Linked DNA regions of Homo sapiens: all the other regions are linked to region 2. The links are chromatin loops, found by intact Hi-C in ENCODE. Cell type or tissue: PC-9. All regions are shown on one strand.

Region 1 (8,000 bases), 73 kb before region 2:
TTTTTAAGACAGGAGGAGGACTGTGGGAGTGGTTATCAGTAGATCTGTGCAGAAGGGTTGGCCCTGCAGACTGGGTCTGGTGTAGAATGTGCCCTGTGGGAGCTGCCTCCAGGCCTGTGGCTGGGTGTGTTAATCAGTGCTGGACTTCATACAGAAAAGTCGATGCTGTTTTCTTTTCTTTTTCTTTTTTTTAAATTTGGTAGAGATATGATCTCACCATGTTGTCCAGGCTGGTCAACATGATCCAATCCTCCTGCCTTGGCCTCCCAAAGTGCTGGGATTACAGGTGTGAGCCACTGTGCCTGGCCAATGCTGTTTTCTTTGTAGCTGAATTGTTCATTGGCTGCAAAGCTATAGAGGGTGGGTCAAGATAATTAGATGTTTGGAAAATAGTTAAGAGGGGGATTGGCTTCCACCCCATTCTTTGATTTTTTTTCTCTTTGAAGAAAGAGGGGGGGCTCAAGGGACACTGACCTTGGAGGCAGGAGCCTTGGGGTTTGTCCTGTGCCCGTCATTGACCGGGATCGCTTCCTTTTCTGTAAATCAAGGTCATGGGCGCAGCTGACTTGCCAAGGCTGTTGCCAGCTCTGCGCTGCCTTCTGAGGAACTTGATGGTTTGCTTCCTGTGAAAACTTGATGGTTTGCTTTAAGGTATCACTAGATACCTTGGGGTGATATCTAATCACACCAATGAAGAGATTGGGTATTTGTTTTTCCCAAATCCCTAAGTGCTGATTTCTCCAGGGCAGTACACAACCTCTTATCTTTAGCACTCACTTTGACTTGCATAAGTTTCCTGGCTTGGATGATAAGCTATATGGTCACCCTGCTTATTCAGAGAAAGGTTCATAGTGTTCTTTAATGACTATTCTAATACATGAAAACCATTTTTTGTGACTTGAGACATAATTGATGTACAATAAACTGCAGTATTTAAGGTGTACAGTTTGATAGTTTTTATACACACACACTTTCTCTCTCTCTCTCTCATAATTACACTGAAGCTGTCACCATAGTCAGGATAACATTTCCATCACCCTGAGAATTTCCTTGTAATCCTTCCTTCTCTGCCTCTTCACAGGCAAACATGGATGGATTTGTTTTCTGTCATTGTAGATTACTCTGCATTTTAAAAAGAATGCTATATAAATTGAGTAATGCAGCATGTACTACTTTTTTTTTTAATGTCTGGCTTCTTTCACTCAGCATAATGGTTTTGAGATTTTTCATGTTACGAATATCAGTAGTCCATTGTATGCATATTCCAGCATTTGTCTATTCTATTGGTGGGCATTTAGGTAGTTTCTAGTTTTGGGTTATTACTAATAAAACTATGAACATTTGTATACAAGTCTTTTGTGTGGACATATTTTCATTTCTCTTGGGTAAACACCTTGAAGTGGAATCGCTGGATCATATAGTAGGTATATGTTTAACTTCTTAAGAGGCTGCTAAACTGTTTTCTGAAGTGGTGATCCAATTTTATATTCCCACCAGCAGTGTATAGAGAGTTCCAGTTGCTCCACATCCTCACCAACACTTGGTGTGATCAGTCTTTTTAATTTTATGTGTCCTAATAGTTATGTAGTGTTACCCCATTGTGGCTTTAATTTCCATTTCCCTGATGACTAATGATGTCAACATCTTTTCATGTGTTTGTTGGTCATTTGTATGTCTTTTGTGAAATGTGTGCTAGGACATTTATCCATTTTTTTAATTGGGTTCTTATTGAGTTGTAAGACTTCTTTATGTATTTTGGATGTAAGTCCTTTGTCTGATACATGTGTTGTGAATGTTTTTCTCAGTCTGTGGCTTGTGTTTTCTTTAATGACACTTTTAGAACAGAAGTCTTTCTTTTTGGTGAAATTCAACTTATCAGTTTTTTAAATGGCTCATTCTTCTAGTATTCTATCCAGAAAACCCTTGTCTACCTCGGCTTGCAAAGATTTTCTTCTATAAGTTTTGTAGTTTTAGGTTTTACAGTTGGGATTATTATTGATGTTCTTCCCCCGACCCCCATATGGATATTCAGTTTTTGAGGCAGCGTTTATTGAAGATACATTCCATTCCTCATTTAATTACCTTTGCTGCCTTTTTTCAAAAGTCAATTAACCTTTTATTTTTGAGTCTCTTTCCAGATTTTCTATTTTGTTTTATTGAACTATATTATGTCTGCCTTTACTGAAATAATTCTACACTTTGTTGATTACTGTAGTTTTATAGGAAGTGTTGAAATTAGAGTCATCTTTGTTCTTTTCTAACATAGCTTTATTCTAAGTACTTAGCATTTTCATATAAATTTTAATATTAGTTTGTCAATTTCTATAAGTGAGGCCTGCTAGAATTTTGTTTGAGATTGTGTTAAATCTGTAGATCAATTTGGGGAGAATTGCTATCTTAATAACATTGAATCTTTAATGATGTTGAGTTTTCCAGTACATTAACACGATCTCTCTCTCTTTATTTAGGTGCTTTAAATTTATCTCAGCAGTGCTTTGTAGTTTTCAGTGTAGATGTCTTTAACGTCTTTTGTTAGATTCATTTCAATGTAATTTATGTTTTTATTTTTATTAACTAAATGGAATTTATAAACATTTTATATCTGTTTGCTGCTAATATATAAGAATACAGTGGATTTTGTGACCTTGCAAAATACTGCTTGTTTAATTCTAGTAGTCATTGTGTAGATTCCCTAGAAAGTTCTATATAAAGTTGTATCATTTGCAAATAGGGACAGCTTTACTTCTTCCTTTCTGACTCACATGCCTTTTATTTATTTTTCTTGCTTCATTGCAAAGGCTAAGATTCCAGTACAGTGTTGAATAGGAGTAGCGAAGGCAGGAATCCTTCCACCTTTTCCAGTCTTAACATGAAACAGTTCGGTTTTCATCATTAAATGTGATGTTAGCTGTAGGCTTTTTGTAGGTATCCTTTATCAGTTTGAGGATGTTCTTTACTTGATCGCTGACAGTTTTAATTATTAATGGGTGTTGAATTTTGTCAAATGCTTTTCTGCATTTATTGAAGTGAACACATGGTTTTTTTCTCCTTTATATTATTAAAAGGGCAAATTAAATTGGTTGATTTTCAAATTTAAGACAACTTTTCATTCTTGGGTTAAACCCTATTTGCTCATAATATGTTTTTTATTTATTGTTGGATTCAATTTGCCATTATTTTGTTAAGGATTGTTGCACCAATATTCATGAAGGTATTGATCTGTAATTTATTTCTCTCCCTTTCTTCCCTCATTTCTTCCTTTCTGCCTTTGTCAGGTTTTGGTACTTTAAAAAATAGAGAGTCAGGCCAGATGTGGTGGCTCACGTCCGTAATCCCTGCATTTTGGGAGGCCGAAGCAGGTGGATCACTTGAGGCTAGGAGTTCAAGACTGGCCTGGCCAACATGGTGAAACCTCATCCCTACTAAAAATACATATATATGTAGTGAGTCAGTGTTACCCCGCCTCTGTTTTCTGATAAAGTTTGTGTAAGCTTGGTGTTCTTTCTGAAATATTTGCTAGAGTTTACCAGTGAAATGATGTAGGTATGCAGTTTTTTTGGGGTAAAGTTTTTGATAATACCCTGTGATTTTTTTTTTTTAATGTTCAGATTTTTTGTTTCTTGTGTCTGCAGTGACATTTTCTGCATTCTCTTCCTTTTCCCTCTGATTTATGTCTGTTGGATGGAGAAGTAGAAACTTTATGAGAGAAGGGATATCATGGGGCTTGTTGATCTGTTTTCATCCCAGCGCCCCCGAACCATGCCTGGCACCAAATAGCCACACTGTAAATGCCTGTGGGGTTAATTGATTTGTTGTTGCTGTATCTCTATTCCTTGGCACCTCTGGGAAGCATTTTTGTCTCCCCCCGTCCACATGGGACCGTGTCGTCACTGTGCTGTGACGGGAGCTGGCTGAGTCAGGCTGGCAGGCTGTGGCTGCCCTGCATGCCGTGCCCTCCCACGGTGGCTCTTCAAATTCTTGGCTATGTGCCCAGCACTGGTACACAGACCCTCTGAGTCAGGGCTTGCCAATGGAAAAAATATTTTCAACCTTTTTTGGTCTTTTAAAATATTAAAACCTATAGTTGGAATTACTTCTTTTCATTTTTACAATGTACTTGAAGTATCAGAGGAATAAGGAAAGCCATTGTAAGCTTGGTTAGTGGAAAGGGATAAACCACCTCTGAGCATCCAAATAAAATTAGGAAGCGGGGGTTCTAGATGAGGGAGGACAATTCCAGGAGGCTCTTGACCTTGTATATGATTCCCTGACTGGGAATGTGGTCTGAGATGCCCTTTCCTGGACAGATTACAAATGACAGCCCCTGGAGCAAACACATGAATCAGCCAGGGAGTTAAAAAAGAACAGGGTAGTTTGGACTGGGCCTCTCTCTTTCAGGACATGACTGCTGTGGCTACAGACTGCATTCAGGTCCCCAGCATCTGGAAGGAGTCTGTGCCCACTTATCCTTTGCATCCTAAGGGGACTGGGTCTTTGTGCACCAGCAGCAGCCGTAGAGGTTGGGCTTGGGAATCAGGGGCTCCCTTATCAAAGCTGGGAAACTTAGAACAACAGCTGTGCCGCTCATGGACCTGTAGTCTCTCCTGTTAAGCAGAGTGCTGAGTTCATGTGATAGCAAACACAGCTCTGCCAGACCACAGGGTCACCAGGCAGGCACTCCATCCCTCCCTCCAGGGGGAGACCACGGCATGCCTTGGATGAGGTGACTTGGCCAACTGTCTTGTGGCCCCAGCTCCTGACATTACAATGTGATGACTGTGACACTTGGAAGAGAAATGTCTCAGGTATCGTGGTCCTGGGTCCTGTGGTACAGGACCTTGTCTCTGCGGTCCTGTACTTTTGCTTCACAATTAGAAGAATTGAAAGCTTCAGGTTGTTTCAGGTATGTTTTTTCAAGAAGTGCAATAGTAGTGTGTTTATAGATGTTTTCCTTAGAGTTAGTTTTGGGGGAGAGAAGATGACTGCCCTTCCATCCTGCAGGTGGATTGGCTGGGGAATGAGGCCATCTCTTTTCAGAGTGAGCAGTGAACCATTTTTGTCTGTACACTGACCTGGGGCTGATTTGGCATCCTGACCTTCCAGTCTGAGGGAGTTGGTAAGGGGCTGGAAGGGCCCATTCTTTGTGTGTGTGGGTATTTTTTAGAGACGGGGTCTTGCTGTGTTGCCTGGGCCGGTCTGGAGATCCTGAGTTCAAGCAATCCTCTTGCCTTGGCCTTCCGAGTAGCTGAGACTACAGGTACATGCTGGACCCACACTTTGGACTCTGTCCCTGCTGGCCTAGTTCTTTGCCAAGAGCAAAACTTGAGAGCACCCTCACACAGGTAACAGTTAGACCTTGTCAGGAGACATGGCTGTTTTCCCAGACAGCTGAGCTTTCAGACTAAAGCACAGAAAAGTTGGAGGACATGGGACTCCTTAGCCCACAAAAGAAACTCTATTTTAATTTTCCATGTGAAATAGGAGTAGGGTACGTTAGGGTAGGGCATCTTGGTTATGAGATGCCTGCAGCAAGTGCCATCAGGGTGGCTGCCAGCTGAGTCATCTCCCTCAAAGAGCTTTCCTGGAACCACTCTCCCCGGTGATGTCAGCTCCTTCACCTCCATTGCTGTCTCTAGCTGCAGGGGTGGTTGGAGACCCAGTATTTTAGCTAGGCCCTGCCAGAGGCCATTGGGATAGCAGGTCAATGGATGAAGGAGGTTGTATAGGCAAATGGGAGTAATTATCTCTGATCTTGATTTTTGTAGGAAATAGGCGTAGATTAAGGCATAGATAAATTTGAAAAGGCATAGATACATTAATTAATTAATTAGAGATGAGGTTTCACTCTGTCGCCCTGTCTGAAGTGCAATGGCGTGATCAAGGTTCATTGCAGCTTTGACCTCCTGGGCTCAAGTGATTCCCGCACCTTAGCCTACTGAGTAGCTGGGACCACAGGCAGGCACCACCATTCCCAGCTAATTTATAAATTTTTTTTGTAGAAACAGGGTCTCACTGTGTTGCCCAGGCTGGTCTTGAACACCTGGGCTCAAGGGATCCTCCTGCTTTGGCCTCCCAAAGCACTGATTGGCAGGCATGAGCTGCTGCGCCCAACCAGGCATAGATAAATTTAAAGACACCTTTTACTGTAGACAATTTGGAAAATAGAGAAAACCAGAGGGAAAAGAAAAAAAAGAATCTCTCAGTCCTACCACTTGATGTGTGAACCTCCAGTTTTCCCGGCTGCTTGTGTCCTGCCTTTTTTAAACACAATACGATGACATCAGTATGTCCCCCTTTCCCTCATTTATGTTTTATTGTGGTAGAATACTGTTTTATTGTGGTAGAATACACATAACATAAAATTTAGCATCTTAACCATTTTTAAGAGTACAGTATAAATATGCCCTTTTATAAATTACTTGTTTTTCCCTCCTCGTGTGGCTTTGTTTTCTGTGTGGTAGCCATTCTGTGGTTTACTTAACCACTCTAAGTATTGAACACACAAACAGGCTTGAATCAATTCATTTGAAAAGGTGTGGACAAGACTTTGTCCTAAGGGTGACACCTGGCCCAGCCAGCAGATGTGATTGTTCTGCCTTGGCCACCTTGCTCTGGGAAATTGTATTGCTTAGTCAGGTTGACCTTCAGTGACCAAAAAAGTGGATGGTAGTGTCAAGGGCTTCGGGTAGCTTATGAAACTCTTTTTCCTTCTCATCTTGTTACTTTCCTCTTGATACTTACTTGTTAACTACAGTGTTACTATAGACGCCTTTGGGTATATGCAGATTTACCATTAGTTAATCCCAGAGAAAAATGGATAAATTATGACAGCGTGGTGGCTGTCAGACTTAAGAATGCCAAAGCATTCCCGTTTCTCTCCCTCCACCCCATCCCTTCCAGACTTACTACCAGGGACCTTTGGTTTGCCTTTCCTTGTCACCAGGACTCCGAGGTCTTTCAGCTCCTTGTTTCTTCTGTTCAGTAGCTGAAGGATGCAGGTACTCTGCCCTCCTGCTGTGGTTTGTTTCTCTAGCGAGAAGTCCAGCAGCCCAGCTACTGAAAGCCAAGGTCACTAACGCAGGATGCAGTCAGCCCAGGAGGAGCACAGCCCTGGACATGAAGCTTCTGGTCTTACTTCTCCCACCTTCCTGCTACGGTGTGCATTGCAGCCGCAAGCTCTGCCTTGGAATTGCTTACTGTGTCTTAGTTCCTGTGTGCATTTTTTTATTTTTTATTTTTTTGAGACAGTCTTGCTCTGTCATCCAGGCTGGAGTGCAGTTGTGCGATCACAGCTCATTGCAACCTCTGCCTCCTGGGTTCAACTGATTCTCCCTCCTCAGCCTCCTGAGTAGCTGGGACTAGAGGCACCCGCCACCACGCCTGGCTAATTTTTGTATTTTTAGTAGAGATGGGATTTCACCATGTTGGCCAGACTGGTCTTGAACTCCTGATCTCAGGTGATTTGCCCACCTCAGCCTCCCAGAGGGCTGGGATTACAGTCATGAGCCCCTGCGCCTAGCCCCCCTTGTGCATTTTTTAAAAGGTGCAGTTCTGTATTTACTGTAGTGTTTATGTGGTAAAATTTGTTCATTTAAAAACATTTAATATTGCTGTTGTTCCCTTGATGCTTGGTTACAAATTTGCATAAGTTCTCAGTGGCCTGCCCCAGCTTACCTATTCCCATGGGACTTCTTTTTACTTTTATTGTGCCCTTTTGTAGAGTATGAGGGTTTTTAGGAACTCAAAAATTGCATTATGGCAAAAATACCTGGAAGGTTTTCCTGATGCTAAGATTCTTTTTAATTCCCCTTTTAATACAAATAACATGTATCATTATAGATAATTAAGTGCAGATAACCCAAACAAACAAAAACCACTCAAAAGTCTTATCACTGAGATTCTAGATTAAACACTATTATATAGACCTGCGATTCTCAAACATGGGTAGGGATAAGGCAGTGGGGGAGGTGAGATTGGCCTGAAGAGGACATTTGGGGACT
Region 2 (8,000 bases):
TTAAGAAATCCTTCTTGCCAGGCATGGTGGCTCACGCCTGTAATCCCAGCTCTTTGGGAGGCTGAGGCAGGTGAACTGCCTGAACTCTCCTGTTCAAGACCAGCCTGGGCAACACGGCATAACCCCGTCTCTACCAAAAATACAAAAAATTAGCCGGGCATAATGGCACGTGCCTGTGGTCCCAGCTACTTGGGAGGCTAACGTGGGAGGATCGCTTGAGCCCGTGAGGCAGAGGTTACAGTGAGTGGAAATCATGCTGCTGCACTCCAACCTGGGTGACGGAGTGAGACCCCATCTCAAAAAATAAAAAAAAGAAATCCTTAACTTGAAGTCAAAGATTTTCTTATGTCTTCTAAAGATTGAAAATGAGTGGTTTTCACATTTAAGTCTTCAACTGGATTGCCTGTTGACTATGGTGTGAGCAGAGGTAAGTACAGGTTTTATGGGGCCTGACGCTGACTCAAGTCAAGCATACCTAATCCAGAAATCCGAAACTCAATGGAGCATTTCAGATTTCAAATTTTTGGATTAGGGAGGCTCGACCGTTAAGTATAATGCAAATATTCCAAAACCCGAAAAAACCTGAAATCTGAGACAGTTCTGGTCCCAAGCATCTTGAATCATAGATACTCAACTTGTATAAAATTAATTTTAGGGTTATGAAAATTAATGAATATGATTTTCCTACATAGATAACTAATTTTCCAGCACCATTCATTGAATAACCCATTTTTTAATGTTGCCTCAAGTATCTGTCACATTTCCTCACGTGTGTGATTCTGTTTCTGGGCTTTCCACCCTGTCCATGAGCCTGTTTGTCTACCCGTGCCTCCATGCTGCACTGTCGCCACAGCTGTGATCAGTCAACACTTGGTGAGGCAAGGACCCTGTCCTTTTTCTTCTCGCAGTGAGCCAAGATCGTACCACTGCACTCCAGCCTGGGCAACAGAGCGAGATACTGTCTCAACAACAACAACAAAAGAAAATCTTAGCTCTTTGGCCCTTTGCTCTAGTGTACGAATTTATGCTATTAATTTTATTTAATCTAATCTATATGGATTTTCATTGGAATTTCACTGAATTTACAGACTTGGGAAGAACTGATACCTTTACTATTGTGAGGTTTGCCTTCCAAGAACATGACGTGGCTCTAACAGAAGCTTTCTTTAACACTGCTAAGTATGTTTTTGTATATTCTCCAGAAGGTTTTATACTGATCTTGGACCCTTTCGAACTCCTCTATCAGATCTAATCATTTATCTGTGTAGTCTTTTGAATCTCCTTTTTTTTTTTTTCTTTTTTTTTGGAGACAGGATCTCTGTTGCCTGGGCTGCAGTGCAGTGGCACGATCTTGGCTCACTGCAACATCCACCTCCCTAGCTCATCCCTAGCGATCCTCCTACCTCAGCCTCCTGAGTAGCTGGGACTACAGGTGTGTGCTACCACACCCGGCTAATTTTTGTATTTTTTTGTAGAGACCAGGTTTCACTATGTTGTCCAGGCTGGTCTCGAACTCCTGGGCTCAAGTGATCCACCCATCTCAGCCTCCCAAAGTGTTGGCATTACAGGCATGAGCCACCGTGCCCAGCCTTGAATCTCCTTTGTAAGAACGGTTTTATATTTTCCTTTTCAAATTTCTTTTACTGCTCTTTCAATTTTTATTTACTTTTCTTTTGGCAGTGAGGGAGGGAATTCATTGCCCGTGTTGTTTAGTACAGTGTTAAACAGAAGGGGCGGTTAGGGGAATCCTTACTTTGGGTCCCACTTTAATGAAAATGGAAGCTTTTGAAGCTGGCACAGTGTTGCTGCTAGAGGTTTTGGGTATATGTGCATCAGGTTAAGGCGTTTCCTTCTATTCCTAGTTTGCTCTAAGTTCTTTTTTAAAGTCATGAACACTGGGTTTTTAATAATAAGTTTTATTTTATGCTTTTTCTGCATCTCTTGAGTCTGGCAGGATTATTTCTTACATAATCTATTCTTCACGCTGCCCTCCTCACATTCCTTGGATAACCTACTGTGACGTCATGTCACACAGTAGTGTTTTTAAAAACATACTTGCTGGGCTGAACTTGCTAGTATTTTACTTAGAATTTTCCATGTATGGTCAGAAGTGAAACTGGTCTGTATTTTATTTTAGTGTCCTTGGCAGTTTGGATACTGAGGTTTCAGTGGCCTTGTAAAGTCAGTTGTCCAGTTTTCCCTCTTTTTTATCCATTCTCTGAAACAATTTGTATAAAATGGGATAATCTGTGTCTTGAAGATTCAATAAAACGTCTCTATAAAATCATGTGACCCTCGTGTCTTCTCAAAGTGGTAAATTTGCTGTTAAACAACTTACCTTAACACCAATAGTATCTCCGTCTTTCAAGTAATACGGTGCCCCTTGCAAATAATCTTGTTTTTTTTTCTTTTTCCTCTTGGTTATTTGTTGGTTCTATGGGAAAATCAAACATCTTAAATAAGCAAAACTCAACCTCAAGTTCTCACTAACTTCTCTATCACTGTGAAAAATTGCATAACCTCATTGCTATGCCGGTAAGCCCCAATTTCTCTGAGACAGCCCCACAACTTTACCCAGCTAGATATCGGAAGCCACTCGAACTTTTCGGGAAAGTATTTGGCAATTTCAATCTTCTCCACGGGAAGACGATAGAAATCGGCAACTCTCTGCCTCAGGGAGCCGGCAGTCCCACCCTGGGCCGCGTTCCACACCAGGTCCAGGGCAGGGGCATAGGTCCTCTCACCAGGGATGCGCACCTGTGTCCTCAGCAGCACGTCCTGGGGGCTGTACCAGAAAACCGTCAAGCGCCAGATCCAAACAAACAAACAAAACCACGTGGTAACTTGAGGCATAATGGGCAAAGCTTCTCCTCCAGCTTTTCTGGTTTTTATAAGGAGAGATTTTTCCCTAAATGCTGGATGCTAGTGGCAAACTCTTATTCCGCATTTCAATTTCCTTTAATCTTGGAATGAAGAGCGGAAGTGAAGATCCCATTCTCGGTACACAGCAGAGCCCCCCCAGACGTGGTAGGGAACTTCCTCAGTGCGGGAGAAAAGGAAAGAGGTGGCGGCCTGAGCAGGTACGATGTGGCAGAGAGGGACAGGGTGAGAGAGGCCTGGCTTGATAGCCCGGCAGCTGGCAGGAGGAGAGCGGGCTCGAGGTAGGCAGTTATGCCCTTGACTCTGGGGGCTGTAAATGTGAGCTGCCATGAGGTAGCCAGGGAGAAGAACCTGAGGGTTGGAATTGGGAAGAGAGACACAGGGCGGGTGAGACACAAGGCTGCAGCTGTGGGAGATGGGAAACCTTAGCAGGAGGAGCAGAAAGAACAACACTCAGCAAGGCAGGAGGAACAGGGACGTGCAGAGGTCAGCACAGGCCATGGAGGAAAAGCTATAGATAAGAACTGGAAGGCAGCAAGGGGAAATGAAGACTGGTTCTTAGGATGCTGAGACAATGAATGATTTTTAGATGTACTTCTATTAAGTGTTTTTACCATCAAAAGAGGTCACGCAATGAGAAATGAAATGACTGGAAGAAAGAGAGTTCACGGGAAGATGTGGGCCCATGGAATCAGGGGAGTGCAGAGTGCAAGAGCAGAGGCTGCACAGCCCCATGTCCCCATGGGGGAGGGGGCTGCTGGCCAGGGAGTGAGGCCAAGGCCTGGAGCCCAGCACAGTGCGGCCAGAGGACAGAAAGGGCATCGGCACAGATGCTGAAGTTGCCAAGGAGGGGACAGAGGCTGCTGGAGAGAAACAGGAGGGACTAGAGGCCTCCTTGAGAGCAGGAGTGCCCTGGAAGTTGGTCAAGGACAGAAAAGCCCATGGAAGGGGCCTGAGGAGGCACACAGCTGCTCTTCAAAAGGGCAAAAGGCACTGTGCCTATCAAAACCTGACACAGCTTACAACCATTGTGACAAAGGGTCAAAATCATAAAGAGCTCACACAAATTCCAAGAGAGCTTTTCCTTTAGACTTCATTACAGAAGCAGTCAAAATACACGAAATAACTCAATCATGCACTCACAAAATACAGTTTGCAAAAATGCCTGAACTTATTAGTCATCAAAGCACTGGAGAATATGAGAACAAGATAATCATCTTTCATTTATCAATTTAGGAAATACCTAGACGATGAAATAGTCAATGCTGGTTTGTGGGTGAGGTAAAATAAATACTCATATTCTGGAACAACTTGCCTGAAGAAATATTTAACTATTTTAAGAGGTTTAAAATGTCCACACCATTTGATCCTGGAATTCCCCTCCAGGAAACTATTTCTGGTTGTACAACTTGTATTAAGAATGTGTTTTTATAAAAACACTAAAATTAAATACATGTTAGACATGGTTGAAAGATAACTTTCTCATATAACAAGCAGACCACAAGAAGGATACTCATATCATAATAGGTAGAGCAAATCTTAATAGTTCATGATATTTACAAAAGGACTTGTAAAATATTTTCCTACAGCGAAAAAAGAACAAGATGGTTTGATTGTAGACAATTTTGGGTGTATCTTTATTTAATAAATAATTATTGACTATGACATGGGCACAATTACTATTCTAGGTATTAAGGATATAGCAATGAATAAACCAAGTACTTATATTCTAGTAGTGGGAGACAGATACTAACAAATAAATCAGTAAGTACAGATATGTCAGGTGATACTAGGATGAAGAAAGTAGAATAAGGGGGCAGAGCGACGGGAGCAATGATGAATCCGTTGGATGGCAGACTGTCCGAACACACTGACAACAGCTGCGGGTGGGCCTCTTGCTGACACTTCAGGGCCATCATGGGGTCAATATGCACCTGGTGATTACTGAAAAATTAATTCTCCCTTACTGTTTTTATGGGAGAATAAGTCCCAAGTTTTAGATGCCCAGACATACAAACATATTTCTAGCACACACTCTGTTTCAAGTTGCTAGGCTACTTAGAAGCAGTGAAAAAAATGCTACACTATGAAGTTGTTAAAGCTTCAAAAGGCAAACGAGGTTAAGATACGTGTGTGTCACTTCAGATGCACAGGAGAATTTCTTACCCCAAGTTTTCGCCTTTCTGAAGGGGCTCTAAGCAGATCTCAATTCTCCGTCCTAGTTTATATTCCCTGATAATAAGTGAAACAAGATAATATTGAGTGACATAACATTTAATTTTCTTGAATTTTTTTTCCCCCAATTTTAAGCTTTTTTCTTAAGCAAAGAATTGTTTTCTGAGTACTTATAAGAACACCCAAACTTTTGGAAAAGGGGAAAAAATGAGAATCCTTGCTGCGGTGATTATTTAGATACTTGAGTCATTTCTTACTAAACATGTAGGTCTGGCTCTGGGAAGATGGCCAAACTGCCAAAGAAATTTCCCTCTGTTCAGCCGGGGTTAAGATTCTCATGCCAGTCACTTTGGGGTGGTAATCAGAACCGATTAAAAGCAGCCTTGGCCAGGCACAGTGGCTCACGCCAGTAACCCAGCACTTTGGGAGGCCAAGGTGGAAGGATTGCTTGAGGCTAGGAGTTCGCGACCAGACTGGGCAACATAGGGAGACCTCGTCAAAACAAAAAATTAGCCTGGTGTCGTGGCACATGCCTGAGGTCCCAGCTACACAGGAGGCTGAGGTGGGAGGATCACTTGAGCCCAGGAGGTTGAGGCTGTAGTTGAGCCATGATCACGCCACTGCACTCCAGCCTGGGCGACAGAGCCAGACCCTGTCTATTAAGAAAAGAAAGAAAAGGAAAGAAAGGAAAGAAAGAAAAGAAAGAAACGAGAAAGAAAGAAACAAAAAGCCTCAAGGCTGCTTTTTGCAAAGGAAATGACCCAAACCTGCTCTTTAAGTTCAAAGTTTCAGGAGGAGGATCAGCTGAATCCAACATTTCTGAGTGAGAAACAGCCACTCCTACTTTCCATCTCACTCCAAATGCTTTTAAGTTATATAATGTCACAGTCACTGGAGCACAGAAAAAATATACAACACTACATTTATACTTAACATGGAAAACTGAAGGCCTGCTGGAGTTTATGATGAAAAGTGTCACCCAAGTCACAAGCGTGGCATGACCAGGAATGGGCTTTGTTGTCACTCAGCTCAGAAGACTGATTCCTCCTCCATCCCTCACACCAGCCAGTGCGTCAGCAGCAGAGAGGGACAGTGTTGCGTCCAGCAAGGAACCTACCTGAGTGGCTGCCGGTCAGTTCGTAAAAGCCTGCCTGGGCGCTTCCTCTCCACCGTCCAGGCTCTGAGGTGGGCTGGGGACGGGACACCGAACTCCAGGAAAGGAGGCAAGGTCATGGCCTAGAAAAAGAAACAGACATTTCTCCAACGGTTTTAAAAAGCACTCTTCAAAACATACTGTTTTAGAAAAAAAAAATGAAGCACTACACAGTGGCATCTCAAGGAAAGAGTATCTCAAGTAATGATAACATCATTTTAAAAGTCACAGGAATCTCTCTCTCTCTTAAATAACACTAACCCTGAGCGGTCTTCATATTCCTCTGCACTGAAATCACCTTGAGAAAGAAGTGAGTTCCCTCTCTCTAAATCTGAGTCAAAAGCTTCTTTTTAATCATCATGTTTAAAAAATGAAACTTTGGAATTAACTTCCATGGGAGTAGAATTCACCAGGGCAGAGCCCGCTCTAACAGTACAACAAGGGACACAACAGCAGCCTTCTTCCGTGCCCGCGCAATCCTCCACCAGTGTCTGCTCTGCCGATGAATCAGCTTTTGATTCTGAAGTATTTCAAAATCTTTGGCTGCAATCAGTAGGCCCAAACTGCTTGTTCTAATTCTGAAGGGATCACTTTAAGCCCCTACTGATATACTTAGGTTGGAGCCTCTAAAATTACCAATATTCATCCATTTTTTGACCTAAAAACAGCAATTTTATATCTTTCAACTTAATATGAGAAAAAAAAAGTATTTTCCCATTTGTTCTCATGAGAATAAGGCTGTCTGCTTTTTCTTTTCTCCTTTTTTTTTTTTTTTTTTTTTGAGACGGAGTCTCACTCTGTCACCCAGCCTGAAGTGCAGTGGCGCAATCTCAGCTCATTGCAACCTCCCTGTCCTGGGTTCAAGTGATTCTCCTGCCTCAGCCTCCGAGTAGCTGGGATTACAGGTGCCTGCCACCGTGCCAGGTGAATTTTTTTTTTTTTTGTACTTTTAGCAGAGACAGGGTTTTACCATGTTGGCCAGGTTGGTCCCAAACTCCTGACCTCAAGTGATCCGCCTGCCTCAGACTCCTAAAGTGCTGGGATTATAGGCATGAGCCACCACACCCAGCCAACATATGCTTTTTCTTGAGGAAGGGTATTTCATATACTGAGGGCGCACAAAAGCCAAACATCAACAACCACTAGTCATATATAGGCCCCACATTTTCTCCTCTAAGAGAAGAAAGGAATGCTCATTTCAGTCCAACAGTAGGCGGATGCTGCTTCAACACTGCATTGTGCTTAATCCAGCCCTTCCATTTGGATAAAACCCTCCTTCTCTGTGAACGTTAATGCATAAGAAACAACACAATACCTAGAATATCTAGTTTAGCATCCTAACATAAAAGCTGGAGTTCTAACCTCCTGGAAAACTGGTAACACAGCTTTTCATAACAACATTTAACATATGGGTCACAATGGTACACAAACAATGTAAATAAAGGGATAAAGTGAATGCTTTACAAATGTTCCAAGAAACCATGTTTCCCTAAAAAAATAAAAATGAACAAAAGCCGCAAGTCACTGAGGATAGATTGAAACAAAAGCACAGCATGCCTGTCAGAGGAGGGACCAGTGAGGCCACGAGGAGCCGTCTGCACCATGGGCGTGTATTGCCTGCGGGTACTTACCACTGAACATGGCATATGACAAATGCCATATCAGAACAGACTGTAATTGAGGGAAAAGGAGATAGAAGAATATATTAATATCTCACTGGAAGAAGCCACATTACCACTAAGTTATGGTGCAGGAAGAAGTCTGACCTGAGACTTCAGCTCCGCCAGCGTGG
Region 3 (8,000 bases), 64 kb before region 2:
GCAGCGTGCAGAGCTGGTGGGCTGGGCGGGGTCTGACACAGTGCTGTGCGGAGCTCACCCGGACCTGGGCACTCAGGCTCTTTCTATATGGGGAACTCCAAGAGCTTGTTTGTGTGGTGGTGTCTATTTTTGTGTTTTGTGTGGTGCTCTGTGAGGAAGTCTGTTGTCTACGCACATCCCAGCTGCTTTGAATGGTCTGTCTCTGGGGGCTTCCAGGTAGGGAATTGTGTACGGGGAATCCAGGATTCGGGCAGCATCGGAACAGCAGGATGTGAGTAACAGGAAGTGACAGAAATGACCCAGGGCGCCAGATGCTTATTCTCGGCCACCTTTCCAAGCGCTGCAGCCCAGGAGCTATATTTAGCAGAGTGTTTCCGAGTGCCTCATCCTGCCCCCAGCACCGTCCCTTTGCCCCTCTTTTGGTTGGTGGCTGATTGCACGGTACTGATTTGCTGCTCCAGCGTTCCTGCTCTACTTCGTAATCTGTAGGCTCTTGCCCATTGACTTTAACACCCAGTTTTTGTTTGTGCTGGGTCACTTCAATTTTGATACACGTGGAGCAGCTGGAAACTGTTCTGAGCAGGAAGGGCAGCAGGTAAGAGCCCCAGGGGACAGTGTGCCATCATACTGGGAGGCTGTTGGGTGGTGAGTTCAAGGTCAGGGTTTGGAATTAAGCGGAAGGAATTGAGCTTCCTTGTAAGATGCTCCAGAGGGTTGCTTCTTGGCTTGTATGTCTTAGAAATGGAAGGCTGGAATTTTTAAGGTATAGGCTTTGTGGTGTGACTTTACTCATGTGCTAGAAACATTCTGTGGTTCTCACCTGGCCAGACAGAAAGCTGCAGGTGGAAGAGGCTTGTGTGTGGTGAATTCCTACAGTCTGAGCTTTGTCACGGGAAAATTTCCCTCCAGTCCCCCAAAGCAAGCACTACAGAGCCCAGATTTGTTCTGCTTTGGGTGTGGGTGGATTTTCACCTTGTCTGTCGACGGTGCAGGACCTGTCCCTGTGTGCTTTGAGGTTTCTAGGGTGTGATGTTGGTTTGTGGTTTGTGGAGGGGTGTGTGTTGGGAGGGAAGGTGTTTTTGCTGTTCTCCTCTAAAAGCTCCCTTCTGAGTGGTCCCGCCAGGACCTCCCTTTCCTCCCTTCATGAAGCATCCACCTTGTTTTCAGACACTCGAGCTATTTGGGATTCAGGAATTGACTCTGGGATGAGAAATTTGAGAGACAAATTAGGAACAGTTGTGTCTGCCATGAGACGCGTGGCAGTCGGCAGGGGCCTGGTGGGGTGTATAAAAGCCCTGGGAACCCTGCATAAAGGGGTTGGGATGGTAAAGGAGTGAATTCCAGGCTCAGGCGCTCAGGAGATTCCCCTCCCCCAGTTCCCTCAGCAGAGTCTGGCTACTGGCATGGTTTCAGGCTGACCTGTTAACCTTCCGTATGGCTAAACTACAAATATAGGGCATGGCTATATTGTGTGTGTCTCTAGTTCTGGCTTGGGCATGTTAGCATATTTTTGTGCCAAAACATTTAAAACATTCAAAAAGTAACACATGAACCCAGCTATGACTGCTTCCAGCCTGAGAAATAAACATAATAGATATAACAGAGGCACTTGGAATTCTCTTTCCTATCCTCGTTTCTTCCTGCTCCCCCTTCCCTGGGGGCATCCTAACTTTGGTGTTTGTCATTTGTTTTCATGTTTATATACTTTTTTGATAAGTGTGTGTAGGCATAAACAGTATATAGCATTGTTGAACTGGTTCTGAAATGTCGAATAAATGTTATCAGACTGGACAGCCACAGCATTACGCTTCCTGGATTTATCCCTGTGGCTACATCTAGCTTTAGTTAAATGGTTCAAGGTTTAATACAACTGATTCCTGATTCCTGGAGTTAAATCAGAATTTCTGGGGAACGAGGCATGAACCGCAGAGCTCCTGACAGGCGCGGCCTGAGTTGAGGCCCACGATGCTGGTTTTCGTGGCCTCTGTAGTGTTCCAGTACCTAAGACGTCCTGTTGTGGACGTACACTTTCCCAGATTCCCTGTGATCAGTAGTGCTGCTGTGAATATGCTTATCTTCGTCTTCTTGGCACATGGGCAAGAGTTTCTCTAGAATGTGTTTCTAAGGATAGAATTGCCAGGTGTGTGCATCTTCAGCTTGACTGGTGATCGTCAAATTACCTCCAGAACTATCAGCAGCAGTGGTCACGTATGAGTGATCTCATTTCTATAGTGTCTTTAAGTTTTTCTTTTTTAACATACCAAACTGAGGGCAAGATGAAGACCTCATGAGTGAGATAAGACATTGGACATTGCTGAGACTTTAATCGACACCGTGCCCTCAGCATGTCCACACGGACCTGCTGGCCCTGCCGCCACCCCAGCTGTAAAGCTTGCTTCCACCCACAGTGTCCCCTTCCTGGGATGGGAGCAGCACCCAGCCAGCTGCTCGGAGGTCACTGTGGACTCCTCTCTGTCTCACCCTGTCCCGTCTGCTGTCCTCAGAGCACATCCAGAGCCTGCCCACTCTCCTCACCATCATCTCGTGATGGGGTTACTGAGGAGCCTCCCAAAAGGTTTCCTGCCTTCTTTCCTGCATCTTACTGTCAGCTTTCAATAAAGCAACCAGAATGATGCTTTCAAAACTTGAGCTTGCATGGCTTCTTATTTTACGTGGAGTAAAAGCCAAAGTTCTTACACCTGCATGGCCCTCTGTGGTCCTGATGCTTGCAGGTTGGCCCCTGGCCCCCTTCCTGATGCCAGCCCCAGCCACGCACCACGCGCCTGCTTCTGCTCAGCCCTTCCCACCTCCTTCCTTGCTTCCTTCCAGTCTCTGGCTCCTTCCTCGCCTCCTCCCCGTTTTTGCTGTGGAGTCCCCTGGCCCCCAGACCTCTCTTTTCTGGTCTCCCGTTTTTCCATAGGGCTTGTCACCAGCTACTACTCTCCATGCTGTGTAATTCACTTCTTTAATAAGTCTTTAATTTACTGCCTGCATTCAAATGTAACTTCCGCAGGAGCAGGAATCTTTTCTGTTTGCTCAAGTGAAAGACTGCCTGAATTTATTTCTGAGGAAGAAAGAAAGAATTTGGAGCCCAATGATGAAGATAGCACAGGAGAGAGGAGGTGAAGTTGAGGGAGCAGTTTCTGACTTGGGAGGTTGGGGGGATGGGACAATTACTGGTCTCTGGGAGGCAGTGGCAGAAGGACCTTGAGGCCCCCTAAGTGTGTAGTAGGACCCCCGAGGGGCATGGCCAGTGGGCTGTGGGGCTGCAGAGGCAGCTTCTTTTGGGGCCTTGTCTTGGCACCATCTCGGCCACTCCCAGAGCATACATTGGTATTGCCGTAGTGGGTGCTGGGCTGGCCCGCCCCACCCAGGAAGTGCACTACTGTTTGAGGGCAGGAGCCTGCGATTCTGACATCCTCTCTTCATGGCTGAGCTCCTCAGGTTACATAGCTCCACTGATTCCTCAAGCACTGTTGTGTTTAGAAATGAAACCTTCCATTTCCAGGGCCCTGCCTTGTGCAGGCTCAAGTACCCAGGCCACGTGTCAGAGCCCATAGCAAAATGAGCAGCTCAACCGGAGGGCGTGGTCCATGACACTCCTGCGTGTGCTTGGACTCAGGCGCAGGGACAGGCGGGGCAGCTGGCATTTCTACCCACCCCTCCTGACATAGAGGACCTGGTCCTTTTCTTTGAGAATGTGTACCAAAGGTGTGTCGGCTGTGTCCACATAATATTTTCTTGGCGTCAGATGTTTCATGGGTTGCACTAACTACAAATACAGGACTTTAGATAAGATTACACTTTTAACTTGCGCTGCCCACATACGCCCTTGTCCTTAAGAAACACAGCATTGTTCTGGAGTTACTCCTTGGTTTTCCCAGTTTAAACTTAAATATTGTTGATGGTGGTTACTTATTTTTAATTAAAGCTTTTATTTTGAGATTCTTTGTACCCTTTACCCAGTTGCATGCAGTGGTAACCTCTTGCACAACTCCAGTACAATGTCACACCCAGGATACTAACCTCGTTACAGTGGAGATGGGTAGCCTCCAAGCCGCAGAGATTTTCCTTGTGCCCTTTTACAGCCTCACACATGTCCCTCTGTAACCCCTGGCAAACACTCATCTGGTCTCCATTTCTATAATTTGGTCTTTTCAAGATGTGATATAAATGGAATCTTATAGTATGTAACCTTTGGGGTTGGATTTTTCACTCAGCGTAATTCCCTGGAGCCTCATTGAGGTTGATGAGTCTTATCAGTGGTTGTTCCTTTTTATTACTGAGTAGTATTCCACGGGTGTACCACAGTTTGTTAATCATTTACCCCCTGAAGGGCATCCGAATAGTTTCCAGCTTTTGGTGATCATGAATAAAGCTGCTGTAAACATTCCTGGGTAGGTTTCGGTGCAAACATGAATCTCCATTTCTCTGGGATAAATGCTGAAGAGTGTAATTGCTGGGTCATATGCTAGTCACATGCTTGGTTTTTTAAGAAACTGCCAAACCGTTTTGCAGAGTGGCCGTAATGTTTTACATCCCACCCAACAGTAAGATCCACTTTCTCCATATTCTCTCCAGCAGGTGGTGTTGGCACTAGTTTCTGTTGTAGCCATCGTGATAGGTGCGTAGGGCTCTCTGGTTGTGGTTTCAGTGTGTTTCTCTGATGGCTAAGGATGTTGAGTATCTTCTGTGTGCTTATTTGCCGCTTGCATATCCTCTTGTGCTGTCGGGGGTGAGGACTCATTTCCAGGTGGTATAGGAGACATCCCGGCTCTCAGCTTGGCCTCCTCTGGATACTCTGTTAGGTGAGTGCTGGAGTGCCTAGCTGCGGCCTGGGAGTGGGGTGGGCATGGTTTTTTCTTGTGGCGCTGGCTGGAGTAAGGTGGGTGTTACTGCCGTTGTCAGTTTCTGTCTTGTCTGACTGCCCCCTTCCTGGATCCTTGGCCTGGAAGAGCAGGCTTTTGTTGGGGCTTTCCACCCACCCCCCCAGTATCCATCACTGTTTTCGGCTGCTGCTTCTTTAGCTCCAAGTCTAGGGTATACCAGGTAAAAAGAAAACCCAGAGGGCCACCACAGTGTCATCCCTTTGGACAAGACCCTTGTCAGGCTGCCATCTTCTCTCTACCTTTCAGGGTCTTTTTGTGTTGATTTTCTGATGCCCATGGTTTTCAGTTCTCAGTGAGAGGAGTGGGGAAAAGTACCTCCCTGTCATCTGAATTTGGACCCGTGAAAAGTGAAGAGGGGGTCCATTCAGAATGTTGTGCCTCTACCCATCCCTGCTCGCTCGTCATGACCGTTGGACCGTTGTGGTCCCCGGGCCTCACATTAATTACTCTTAGGCCCTTTTGGTTTGGCCTGTGGTTTCAGCGTGACACAGTTTGCTGGACTTTGATCTTTTTTGTCATTTAAAGTGTCATTTATGAATGAGATCCACGTCCAGATCCCTGCATGTCCAAATTCATGGTTAGAAATGGTTGGACAGGACATAGCCATTTGGGTGCTGTGATTCAGCCTGATGTCAATCAGTGAACTGCCTTTGTCATTATCCTCCAGATCTTATTTCTCCACCTTCTATTTTGAACTCTTGGGAAACCTGGTCAGAGTGGGAGGGACAACTAGTCAGATGACTTAATGAGATGTTGGTATCGTCCTTGTGCTGATCCTCCAAGCCAGTCACCCTGCCAAAACGGAAATGAAATGTGCCAGACACCGCTTGTACTGAGTGAGCTTGGGAGAGCTCGTGGTGAGTGCCAGTTGCTTCCCTGCCTCCGGCCCACTGGCCCTGGTGTGAGGCACCACCCAGATGAGGAGAGGCTGCGGGATGGAGGTCCAGGGCTCCGCCTGGAGCCCCCCTGCCTGGTGTCCTGGCCACATCAGCTCATTTGCTGTGGGACTGTGAGCAGGCCCCTCAGCCGGGTTCGTCAGGTTGTGGAGAAGCTGAATGGAGCAGATAACCTGGAAAACACGCGGTGGATTGCCGAGACCTTCTTTGTGCCTCGCCCATATTAGCCAAACTGTCCCTTGTTCTATCAGCTGCCATGTGTGTGTAAGCCAGAGTCCACCCTCTTTTCCATTTGAGAAATCACGTCTGCATGTCTCCAGTATGTCTCCTTTTTCACCATGATTTCTCAGAGATCACTCCCTGCGGTTTAATAACCCCCTGGGCTAATTCTTCCCAGGACATGGGAGGACATTTTGTCTGGCTTGGCAACTCATTTAGAGTAGCAAGGTATTTTCTCATTTCTCTTGGAAAATCATGTACTTGAATCAAGAATAGAAGCCAAAATTGTTCTTTCAAATAGAATTTTAAAGCTTTTTTTTTTAATCCTTAACATATAAACGTAAGACTTTATTTTTATTTATTTATTTATTTTTAAGATGGAGTCACACCCTGTCGCCCAGGCTGGAGTGCAGTGGCGTAATCTTGGCTCACTGCAAATTCCACCTGCCGGGTTCACGCCATTCTCCTGCCTCAGCCTCCTGAGTAGCTGGGACCACAGGCGCCCGCCACCACGCCTGGCTAATTTTTTTGTATTTTTAATAGAGACAGGGTTTCACTGTGTTAGCCAGGATGGTCTCGATCTCCTGACCTCGTGATTTGCCCGCCTCAGCCTCCCAAAGTGCTGGGATTACAGGTGTGAGCCACTGTGCCCGGCCGACTTTATTCTTTTTTAATAGCTCATTTTTGGATTGGCAACACATGCAAGTGGTACAGAAATCTTAAGGCTAAAAAGATATAAAGTGTTTCCCAGCCACTCAGAGGTCCTCTCAGTTAGAGGTGACTAATATTAGTGTTTTCTCTGTACCCATACTCTTCCTGCAATTGGCTTTTATCTATTAACAGTGTGTCTTAGAGGTTGTTCCATATAAGAACATGTAGAGTAGCTTCAGGGGTTTTAGTGGCTGCATAGTTTTCTGTTATATGAATGTACTGTCATTACTGTAGCCAGTCTCTACCAGCCTTATATTGATCACTATTTGTTTGGTTTCAAATATTTTGTCTTTATAGTGAATGCCGCCACAAATAACCTTGTATATACAGTATGTGATTTCTCATGAAGATACAGGAGAGGATAAATTTATAGAAGCATGGTTGTTGAGACACAGGTGTATATTTTCAAGTCTGACAGATTTTACCAAATGGTTTCCATAGAGGTTGTATTAATTTTTGCCCCAGTGTATGAGAATCAGTAGACCATATTATAAAACATTTGATCTCTGTGAATCTGGTAGGTTAAAAAATGGGATCTCCTAATTTTAACTTGCATTTGCCTTATAAGACAGCGTTTTTTCATAAACGTTGAAAATCCATTTCTAACACTGTTTTAACATAGTGCTGCCAGACTCTCATATTCATGCTTCATATTTCATATTCATATTCATGTTTCCACCTTTCTCTCCCTGTCTCTTGTACAGTTATTTTCTAACCAGATTTTATGCAGGAGTCTGGGCAGCTCTGCACACTTTTCTTTTGAGTTATGTGGTTATGTGTTTTTGAGAAATCCCAAGTTCTGTATCCTTTTTGACTGAGGTGCAGCATTCACATGGAGGAGTGTACTCATTACAGACGCACAGCTTGATGCATGTTCCCGACCACGGAGAACACTGCAGCCCCCGGAATCCCTCCTGTGTGCCCCTCCTGTCAAAGCAGCTGCTAGGAGAAGCTAGCATCTAATACCATAGATTAGTTATGTCTGTTTTTTTAACTTTATGTAATGCATAAGGAAATTACACAGAGTATATGTCGTCTTGTGTCAGGCTTATTTCTTTCGCTGTTGTAAGATTCATTACATTATTGCTTGTCTCCCAATGTATGAGTATACTACAGTGTATTCACTGTAGGCCTGTTTAGAGTAGTGATGCTATGAACATTCTCGTATGCTTTGATGAGGAAGGTATGCGTTTGCATTTCTGTGGGATGCGTGGGTGGAATTGCTGAGTCACAGGGTATATACAAGTTCAGCTGTTTTCTGAAGTAGTTGCACCAAATTGCACTG

What was found. Peaks named below come from ENCODE experiments on the same cell type or tissue, not always from the same donor. Only the 100,000 strongest peaks of a DNase experiment are listed, where the experiment ranks them.
Region 1: a loop joins it to region 2, with 6 times the contacts of the local background. A loop is called at or near these places in 6 of 110 quality-filtered maps.
Region 3: a loop joins it to region 2, with 5 times the contacts of the local background. A loop is called at or near these places in 5 of 110 quality-filtered maps.

What each region holds. Positions count from the first base shown.
Region 1 is chr2:233,409,812-233,417,811 of GRCh38, forward strand. All of the region lies in intron 3 of DGKD (diacylglycerol kinase delta), which reads left to right. Among named protein-coding and RNA genes, the nearest start is that of DGKD, 59 kb to the left of the region's middle. In PC-9, no CTCF peak of the experiment used is centred here; DNase peaks (open chromatin) are centred at 3,460, 3,940, 4,730, 5,550 and 1 weaker place; H3K4me3 peaks cover 770 bases; H3K27ac peaks cover 3,961 bases.
Region 2 is chr2:233,483,193-233,491,192 of GRCh38, forward strand. USP40 (ubiquitin specific peptidase 40) reads right to left here. Exons shown (of 32, transcript NM_001365479.2): 26 at 7,975-8,000; 27 at 6,173-6,291; 28 at 5,047-5,112; 29 at 2,575-2,785; 30 at 2,339-2,434. Among named protein-coding and RNA genes, the nearest start is that of USP40, 80 kb to the right of the region's middle. In PC-9, a CTCF peak has its summit at 3,583; DNase peaks (open chromatin) are centred at 4,089 and 5,359; H3K4me3 peaks cover 733 bases; H3K27ac peaks cover 5,161 bases.
Region 3 is chr2:233,418,827-233,426,826 of GRCh38, forward strand. All of the region lies in intron 3 of DGKD (diacylglycerol kinase delta), which reads left to right. Among named protein-coding and RNA genes, the nearest start is that of DGKD, 68 kb to the left of the region's middle. RefSeq lists enhancers at 72-271, 3,362-3,511, 7,409-8,000, 7,877-8,000 and a silencer at 462-571. In PC-9, no CTCF peak of the experiment used is centred here; DNase peaks (open chromatin) are centred at 3,545 and 7,995; H3K4me3 peaks cover 1,332 bases; H3K27ac peaks cover 3,310 bases.